Regions from separate parts of the Mus musculus genome. Here region 2 is linked to region 1. Evidence: chromatin loops called from intact Hi-C (ENCODE). Cell type or tissue: left cerebral cortex. All regions are shown on one strand. Each heading gives the region's core, and the rest is flanking DNA. Links, peaks and the distances in the headings are about the cores only.

Region 1 (4,363 bases), core at 364-4,363:
GCTTTGGGTTCAATCGCTAGCACTGGAAATAATAAAGCAAAAAGATACCCAGCTGGGCATGGTGGTTCATGTCTGTCTATAATCCCAGCACTTGAGAGGTGAAGGCAGAAAGGTTGCCTTGAGTGTTCGTGCCCTGGTTCTTTCGTTCAGGGTAACCCATGTTCTGCTTATTTTCACGAGGCTTTAAGTAAGAAAGATTCTTTTATTATATGGGTGTTTTGCATGTGTGTATATATTTGTGCTACACGTGCATTTGGTGTCTGAGGAGGTCAGAGAGGGCGATGGCTCTCCCGGGGCTGGGGCTGCAGTTGTGAGTGCCACCGCATACATGGGTGCTGGGAACTGAGCCTGGCAGAGCAGCCAGAGAGCACTCCAGCCCTGTTTGTCACATGGCTTTTACGGAGGTGTTAGAAGTTAAGAAAGCTTTTCAAAAGGACCCGCACTTGACCCAAAGGCCAGAACAGTGAAGCCCAACTGGTGTCTAACCGATGTACTCTGTGAGTCTTGCCACGGCAGGCAAATCCTCAGGCAAGATGGCGGCAGCTGTCCGTGTGTCAGCGCGATGTACCCATATCCTAGGCAGACATCATGGATGTCTCAGTTTTTCTTCTCCTCCTCTTCTTCCTCCTCCGTCTTCATTTTCTTTTAGAGATCAAGACAGAATTTTGCTATGAAGGCCACACTAGCCTGGAACTCCAGGTTTCCTGTGTCAGCCACTATAGACAGACACTGCCCCTGGCTTTCAGCACCCTTTTAAAAACAAGAGTCCCGCAGAGGCAGGCGGATTTCTGAGTTCGAGGCCAGCCTGGTCTACAAAGTGAGCTCCAAGATGGCCAGGGCTATACAGAGAAACCCTGTCTCGAAAAAACCAAAAAACAACAACAACAAAACCAAGAGTCCCAATGTAGGTTCAAATTCTTCCCCAGAGACGGATGCCAATTGTGTGGTAAGAGTATTTAAGTTAAATTTGAGTTTTCTAATATAATCCCCCCAAACATGACTTTCTATACTCCTAGAGTGTCTTACTATTATTGTGACCAAAGCAACTCGGGGAGGAAATGGTTTACTGAGCTTATACTTCCATATCATTGATCATCATGAAAGCAGGTCAGAACTCAAACAGACAGGAGGTTTTTTCTTTTTCTTTCTTTCTTTCTTTCTTTCTTTCTTTCTTTCTTTTTTTTTTTTCAGTGCCAGAAATACAATTACATTCAGGAGGTTTTTTCAAGTCAGGGTTTCTCTGTATAGCCCTGGCTGTCCTGGAACTCAGTCTGTAGACTAGGCTGGCCTATAACTCAGAAATCTACCTGCCTCTGCCTTTGCCTCTGGGATTAAAGGCATGTGCCACCACATGGCAGCCCTCTTATCTCAGCCTTTCAAAAGATGTGAGATTATAGGCATGAATTGCCAAGTCCTGTTTAAAACACACATCTTTATTTGAGTGCCTGTAGTCAGCTGGGCCCTTTATATTCCTATCTCACTTACAAACTCTTTTAAGAGGACTTGTGACAATTTCAAATTTACAGCTTTGGAAAGCAAGAGGAAGTAAGTATCTAAATGAATATTCGAGGCTGATTTTGAAGCTTTGCTGTTGAATTACACTGCCAAGGTGGTTAGTCTATTTTAGGTTTCAGAAGGTCTCTTAGGTGAATAAAGAGAATGACAGCTCATCCAAGTAGAGAGAACTGACCGGTCTGGTAAAGTAAGCTAGTTAGACAGCCAGTTTCCTGGGCTTGATTCACTGACATATAAATTAGGAACAGCACAGATCCAACACTTCAGAGGCAGAGACAGGCCAGCCTCTGATCCTTAGGAACTTCAAGGCCAGCTTAGGCTACATGAAAGTCTGGTTCCAAAACAGACACACAAAATAGGAACAGCATTATCTGTTGTAAACTGCTTTAAGAATCAAATGTGATTATGATTGTAAAGTACTATGTTCCAGAGATCATAGAAAATGAGTGATGTTGTTATCACTATTACTTCCCGTGCTGTGAATTAGGTCCAGGGTTCTATCACGGACCAGCACAACGAACCCCTCTTTTTGTAATAGTTATTTCTTCTCTTCCTGGTCTTTCATCTCTACGGAACACATTCCAAAGAGACTACATTTTCCAGCATGCCACATTGCCCTTTGACCTCTGCGAGACTAAAAAGATGCGCCATAGTACGCCAGGAGCCGGAAAACTCAGACTCCCGGCTTGCAGCGCGCGGTCCTCCCTTAGACTCGAGGGGCTGCGGGCGCGTGGTGCTCTGGGAGCTGTAGTCAGCGGCGCGTTGCCCTGACGCCGGCCGGGCCCGGGCGTGGGGGCCTGTGGGAGGTGGCGCGGCCGGGCCCAGCTGCGGGGCGGAGGTGGAGGCGAGGCCTGCGGCTGCGGGGAGCGGCAGGCCGGGAGTGGGCGCGGGAGCCGAGCCGAGCCGAGCCGAGCCGAGCCGGAGTGGGCGCCGGAGGCCGGCGCGGCGAGCAGCAACCATGTCGGTGTTCGGGAAGCTGTTCGGGGCTGGAGGGGGTAAGGCGGGCAAGGGCGGCCCGACCCCCCAGGAGGCCATCCAGCGGCTTCGGGACACGGAGGAGATGTTAAGCAAGAAGCAGGAGTTCCTGGAGAAGAAAATCGAACAGGAGCTGACGGCTGCCAAGAAGCACGGCACCAAAAATAAACGCGGTGAGACGGCTGGGGCCCCATCAGACTCTCCACTGGCTCTCCTAAGGCTCCCCAGGCCCGGACTCCACTTTGTCTAACTCGTTTCGGGGTCTCTCTCGACTCTGGAACTCTCCGGCCAGACTTCTTTCGTTGTCCAGCCGAGCCGGGGATCCCTTTCCATCTGACTCCTTCTGGGTCTCCTTGAGCCGGTTCACTTGCATCATCAGACTCCCTTCAAACTCTCCCTACCCTGGCAGGCCTCTTCTGACCCAGATCTCACAGCACTTTAACTTTGCTCAGTCTGTTCCACTCTGTTCCATTGTATTCTTTTCTCTTTGGCCTCACCCATCTTCCCAGCCACTGCCTCTACCCCCACCTTGGTTCATTTCTTTGCCCCACCCTATCATTTATGTGTTTCTTGGTCCACCTCTGTCCTCTCCTGAGCCCTTGGTGACGTCTGAGCTGCCTTCTGCCCCTGACTTAGGAGTCTTCTTGAGAAGCTTCCTTTATGGAGAAAAAAGAGAACTGGGGAGTGAAGAGACCCTCTGGGACCCGCTCTGTCTGTTCACTTGTTGAGTGTACTTGTTAAGTTTTGAGTTCCACATCCACCGGCTAGGAGCTGGCCACTGGAAGACCTAAGATGTCGATAACCCTGTGATTCTCAGAGCTTCCGTGTTGTAAGCCTTACCCTCTTGTGACTCACCACTTCCCCGTTCCTCCTGAACCAGAAATGACGAGGACTCTGCCTCTGTTGACCCAGTCCTGTTGTTGATTGGAACTTGAAAGCTTCTTTGCTTCCTGTCTAGGAATCGAAACTGTCTAGGAAGTACCTTGTAGTTTTCTTCAGTGAGATGGATGTGAAAATGTGTGAATGACTGTAAAGAAAGTCAAAATGCTCATGTGTGTTTTTGTTACAACAATGTGAGCATGAATCATAGCGTGACAGGTCACCCCTTGAGAGTGGGCCGAAGTTGAGAGATAGAGAGAGGTGGGGGGGGGGGGCTGGCTTAGGAATCATGCAAACAAGTATTTAACCCAGAAGGTTACCAGGGAAATTTCTTCCGGGACTGTGACCTTTAGTGGATTTATCCTCCTAAGAGTGTTTATAATATCCAGTACTAGTAGGGGCTTAACTAACATGGGAAACATTAGCTTGTTTTGTATCACAATGATAACCTATCTTGAGGGCTGCTCCTCTGCCAATATCATAGCAAACATTGAGGGAATTCTGAGTACCCAGGACATCCAGTCTGATTCATAGAGGGATATCAAACAATGTCTGCTTTAAAGAAAAGGTACTAGCCGTGCATGTCCCTGAAAGCCTGTAAGCTCAGACCTGGGAGGTGGAGGCAGGAGGGCCAAGGTCATCCGTGTTTACAGAGCAGTCTGAAGGCCCAGATGGCCAACAAGAGAGATACTGTCTCAAAAAGGAAGATGGTGGGGGTAGGGGAGACACTACATGAAGAAACTAACCAATTTGGAGATGTTAGTGATGAGCACTAATTACGACTAAGAAGTGGGGTCATAGTGATAGAGTAGGGTGCTGTCTTGGTAGGATGGTCAGGGTAACATCTTTGAAAAGTTCAAGTTTGAACTGCGGCCTTTTGAAGTACCCAGCTTTGGGGGGATTTTTCTTGGTTGGGAGAATAGCAGAGGAATGGCTGGGAAGTTGGCCTGCTTTAAGAGGTTGAAAGATCTCTGTATCTTTCTAGTGGTTGAAG
Region 2 (4,388 bases), core at 131-4,130, 390 kb after region 1:
AAATGAATATTGTTAAATGAGGGGATATAGTGGGGTACTAAAGCTTGCCTGTAACACACAAAGCCCTGGGTTCAATTCCCACTATGGCAAATAATTAATAATTAATAATAAATACCATGTTAAAGTCAGCTGGATGTTAATATGTGCTAGAGGCTCCTTAACCCTTTAATACAGTTCCTTATGTTGTGGTGACTCCAACCTTAAAATTATTTTAATTACTACTTCATAACTGTGATTTTGTTACTGTTATGAATTATAATGCAAATATCTGTGTTTTCCGGTGGTCTTAGGCAACCCCTGTGAAAGGGTTATTAGGACCCCGTAGGGGTTCTTGACCCACAAGTTGAAACAGGCTACTAAAACACACTTTGTTAAAAGGCAGTTAGAATGCCTTGAAAAAAGCAATTAAGGACATGCTAGGACCAAACAGAGCCTTCCAAACCGAAACAGACAGAAAAAAGAATGCTTTCTCGCTGACTGAGGACCATTTCATGTTTTTGTACCTATACCTAAAATCATACTACGATAATACAGGTTCCTACACTCTGATAAATAGCAGATTGAGGCATTGTTGAAATGCACATACTATTCCTGTGTAGTGTGGCTCAATTAATTGGATCAACTATAACCAAAGCAGGGAGCACTGAACAAAATACATATACATGCTAGGTGCTGGCAATACAGCAGTAAACAAGAGATTATAGCTGTGTGGAGCTTACGTCTGAGTGGGGAAACCAGCCTTCAAGTAAATCAATAAAGAAATCTAAAGTCTTATATGATACATACTGTAAAGGAATTAAAGCATGGGGAAAGCCTAGAGAAGTAGCATTAAACAAAAAAAATTAGTAATCTAGAGCAATGTCCAGTAGAAACACAGTATAAGCCATAAATGTATAATTTTGTATTTTCTAATAGCTGCCTTAAAAGACTAACAATATTTAAAACTCGGTATAAAGTATTACTATTTCAACATCTAAAAATTTTTTTAAAGTTACTTTTGTGCAGTCTTTAAAATCTGGTAAATAGCTGTCACTGCACACATCAATTCCAACGCTAAATGTGGACCTAGTATTTATGTTTAACAGGAAAATATATGTTTACGTTACACTTAAATAGAAAACTCGGTTCCTCAGCACACAGGACCTGACTACCAGTGCTAGAATGTCTCTAGGCTATGGGGTAGCTAGCCCAAAGGACAGATGCCAAACACAGGAGTCCTCCAGGGCCAAAAGGAAGTTTGTTTCTCCCTAGAGAAATCACTGGGAGCCCTTAAGCGGACGATGAGGTCATAGGAAGGGCCTTCTTTGGCCACTGGAGGATGTTAACTCTAGAGGACAGGGTGGCTAAGGGAAAGAAGACAGTGAGTGGCCTAACCCAGGGGCAATGGATAACACGGATGGTGACAGGCTTCAAACCGGAAGGTTGTTTAAAATTGGGGCTAAGTGGGGCCTAAGAAAAGGGCCAGGTCAGAGCTAGGTAAGCTTGAAGATGAAGGCGATGTGCAGGTTGGGGTGGAGGGCAAGGACCCACTGGGATGCCCTGTGTGCATGAAAAAAAAGGGGGGCAGAGGTCTCTGGTCCTGGACCTCCACAGTACATGAGCATCGCAGGATGGCGTAGCCCGTTCAGTAGTCCTCAACGTCTCTCCTACAGAAAAAGGCTTCGATGAAGAAGGTGGCAAGGCCCCCGCCACCTTCGCCCTGCGTGGCCACCCGCGACAGCTGCAAGCCACCCGCACCCGCCTGCTGCGACCCGTGCGCCTCCTGCCAGTGCCGTTTCTTCGGCAGCGCCTGCACCTGTCGAGTACTCAACCCCAACTGCTGACGCAGCTTCTTCGCTGCGCGCGCAGCTTCGGGAACGGGTGATTGGGCGGGGCTTCAGGGTCCCGCGCTTCTAGGCTGAGGGGCGGGTCTCTGTGGGTGGGGCTTGTGGGTGGGCGTGGTCAGTGGTTGTGACTTGTGGGCGCTTTCAAAAAACCGGTTTTCTAGGAAACCTAGTGGAAGCTAAAATCAGAATACAATAATATTTTTAGGCTGCCGAGGAAGTGTGACTATTTCTTTTAAAAGCCGAAAGCTTCCGGCCGCTTTCCATTATAGAGTCTGGTCCTTGCGGATACCCCGCAGTCTGCGCACGCGCCAGCCACTCTTGCCCATAGGGAAACTACATAGCGCCTACAGCTGCTCGCGTGGTTGCTGTTGCTGCATCTTAGGGATGGGCACAATGTTGGCAGTTCCTTCCAGTCTGCCAGTGTCTAGGCTGCCTCCAAACTAAGGGAAAGAAGCCATTAGGGAACCACCTTCCAGTCTTTTCACCCATTCTCTTAAGCGGGAGCACAAAAATCTTAAGATGTTCAGAATTCCATTAGCAGTCTCAGCCGGGTGGGCGAGGGGAGGCGGGACCGTGCATTTGCAATGGCTTTCTAAATCCAAAAGGATTTGGGTTGAGGATTCCAGAACTTTTAAGAGGCTCTCAATCAAAGTCACCACCCAAACCCACTCCTCTTTTAGTCACAAGGGCACACGGATGTTTGGACCTGAGAGTTTTTCTTACGCCAGGCAGTAGTCCCAGCCTTTTTTTTTTTAATTCTAAAAATCTTGAGCTTAGACTCCCAAAGACACAAAATTTTAGATAGCCTTCCTCAATCTTCACCCTAGTTCCGTTGACCAGTAAGAAAGTGTGGGGGTTGGGAGTGGGGATGGGGCTGAAAAGCAGCAATCGAGCGAAATTATTAAGGACCAATTGCCAAAAATGTTCCAGACTGTTTCCTGAAGTCCCTCAGAGTCTCAGTCTGTAAGAAGCTGAGGTGTGGTGATGTAATTTTGAAAGAACTGCGCGAGGTAGAACACTCGCAGGAAGGAGTCAAGAGTTTGGGAAGCAGGGCTCGGTAAGGAAGGACCAGCAGGGAGGGGCAAATGGACGCCCTTTGAGACTAGAGGAAGGGCTATAGACAATGTCGTCTACTTGTGGAGGAGGCTATGGAGCTGTGCACATAGTGCTAGGAAGAAAGGCTGAGAAGAAAGTGTGCAGCACAGAGCTCCTTCCCTAGTCTAAGTTGCCCCTACTCTACCCCTGCAAATTACTACACTAGCAATACCAAAAGAAAACAAAAAGGCCTGACCACCCCCACCCCCAAAAAAGATTCCATAGAGAAGTTATCTTATCTCAGCACTGATAACTAGAGAGGGGGAGGGAGCAAGAGGGGTGTGTTTGTGTGTGTGTGTGTGTGTGTGTGTGTGTGTGTGTGTGTGTACAGTGAGGCATAAGGTCTGATACAGGATCAGTCTTTCAGGCCTTTGTGTCTGTTTGCCATTATTCTTTCAAATGCCTTAAACAGGCTGACAAGATGGCTCACAAGCATGCCAAGCCCCATGTAAAAGAGACTCCAGAGATGTCTAACTGCTACAATATACATGCACTCTCAAACACATCATACAAAAATATCTATGATAAATACAAATTTATTTATCTCCTTCAGATCCCCCTTCTTGCCTCCGACCTTCCCAAATAAAGACCCAGGTTGTGCCTTTGGTGGCATACTTACTAGTGTGGAAACAATGGAAGCCAACACCTTTACCGAACCACCACCTGGACAGGACACAAGAAAAGACAGGTGGTCCAGGCAAAGCTGCCTACACAGTGCTGACCCTGGGAAAGTCCTTGTGTGTCTCCCTGAGCTGTCTTATACTTATCTTTAAAATGAGAAACACTAATTCCTGCTGTTCTTGTAAAACTCCAGGAAGTTGTTATTTCTCTATGCCTTAACACAGCTACACACACACACTCACAGAGAACCTGCCAGTTGCTTGTTCTGTTTTCTGTCATTTGGCCTGCAAACCCAGAAGGCAAGAACATTTTGTTCCTTGCATGACAGCTGCTGCTGAGTAAGTGTCACCAGTAATGAGAATATTGGGAACACATTGCAACAACTGTGCCTGTGTTTTCCTGACACTGTTTATCGACCAGGTACTATCTCCCAGCAGTGAAGCTGGGACACAAAGTCCCACCCTCAGCCTGTTTACGCAGGCTTGTTAATTTTGGTTTTGTTTTGAGACAAAAATACCACTGTGTGTAGCTTTGACTGGCCTAGAACTAGCTGTGTAGACCAGGCTGGCATCAAACTAAAGATTGTCATGCCTCTGCCTCCCACTGCTGGGACCTAAGCAAGTGCCACCACCCCACACAGCCCTTTAGTAACAGTCATTGAATTACTGGGTTTGAACGACTAATCCAGCAGTTCCCTCATTAGCACATGTGTATTGACCACCTACTGTGTGTCAGGTACTGTAACCACTTGAATGAAAAACTCCAATGTGGATATTGTCCCTACAGAGCTTACCAGCCCAGTGGGTCTTGGCCACTGATCCTCAGAGGCAAAAACAATTCTTAGGG

The links. A loop is a pair of places that touch in the nucleus more often than their neighbours do. Peaks named below come from ENCODE experiments on the same cell type or tissue, not always from the same donor. Only the 100,000 strongest peaks of a DNase experiment are listed, where the experiment ranks them.
Region 2: a loop joins it to region 1, with 8 times the contacts of the local background. A loop is called at or near these places in 1 of 42 quality-filtered maps.

What each region holds. Positions count from the first base shown.
Region 1 is chr2:154,654,709-154,659,071 of GRCm38, forward strand. It overlaps Chmp4b (charged multivesicular body protein 4B), which reads left to right and starts at 2,318. Exons shown (of 5, transcript NM_029362.3): 1 at 2,318-2,663. The coding sequence starts at 2,474. In left cerebral cortex, for the core only: no CTCF peak of the experiment used is centred there; DNase peaks (open chromatin) are centred at 2,195, 2,971 and 3,323; H3K4me3 peaks cover 2,505 bases; H3K27ac peaks cover 1,603 bases.
Region 2 is chr2:155,048,976-155,053,363 of GRCm38, forward strand. It overlaps a (nonagouti), which reads left to right. Exons shown (of 4, transcript NM_015770.3): 4 at 1,653-2,037. The coding sequence ends at 1,823. Among named protein-coding and RNA genes, the nearest start is that of Gm39965, 5.5 kb to the left of the region's middle. In left cerebral cortex, for the core only: no CTCF peak of the experiment used is centred there; DNase peaks (open chromatin) are centred at 1,868, 2,126 and 2,709; H3K4me3 peaks cover 1,547 bases; H3K27ac peaks cover 1,686 bases.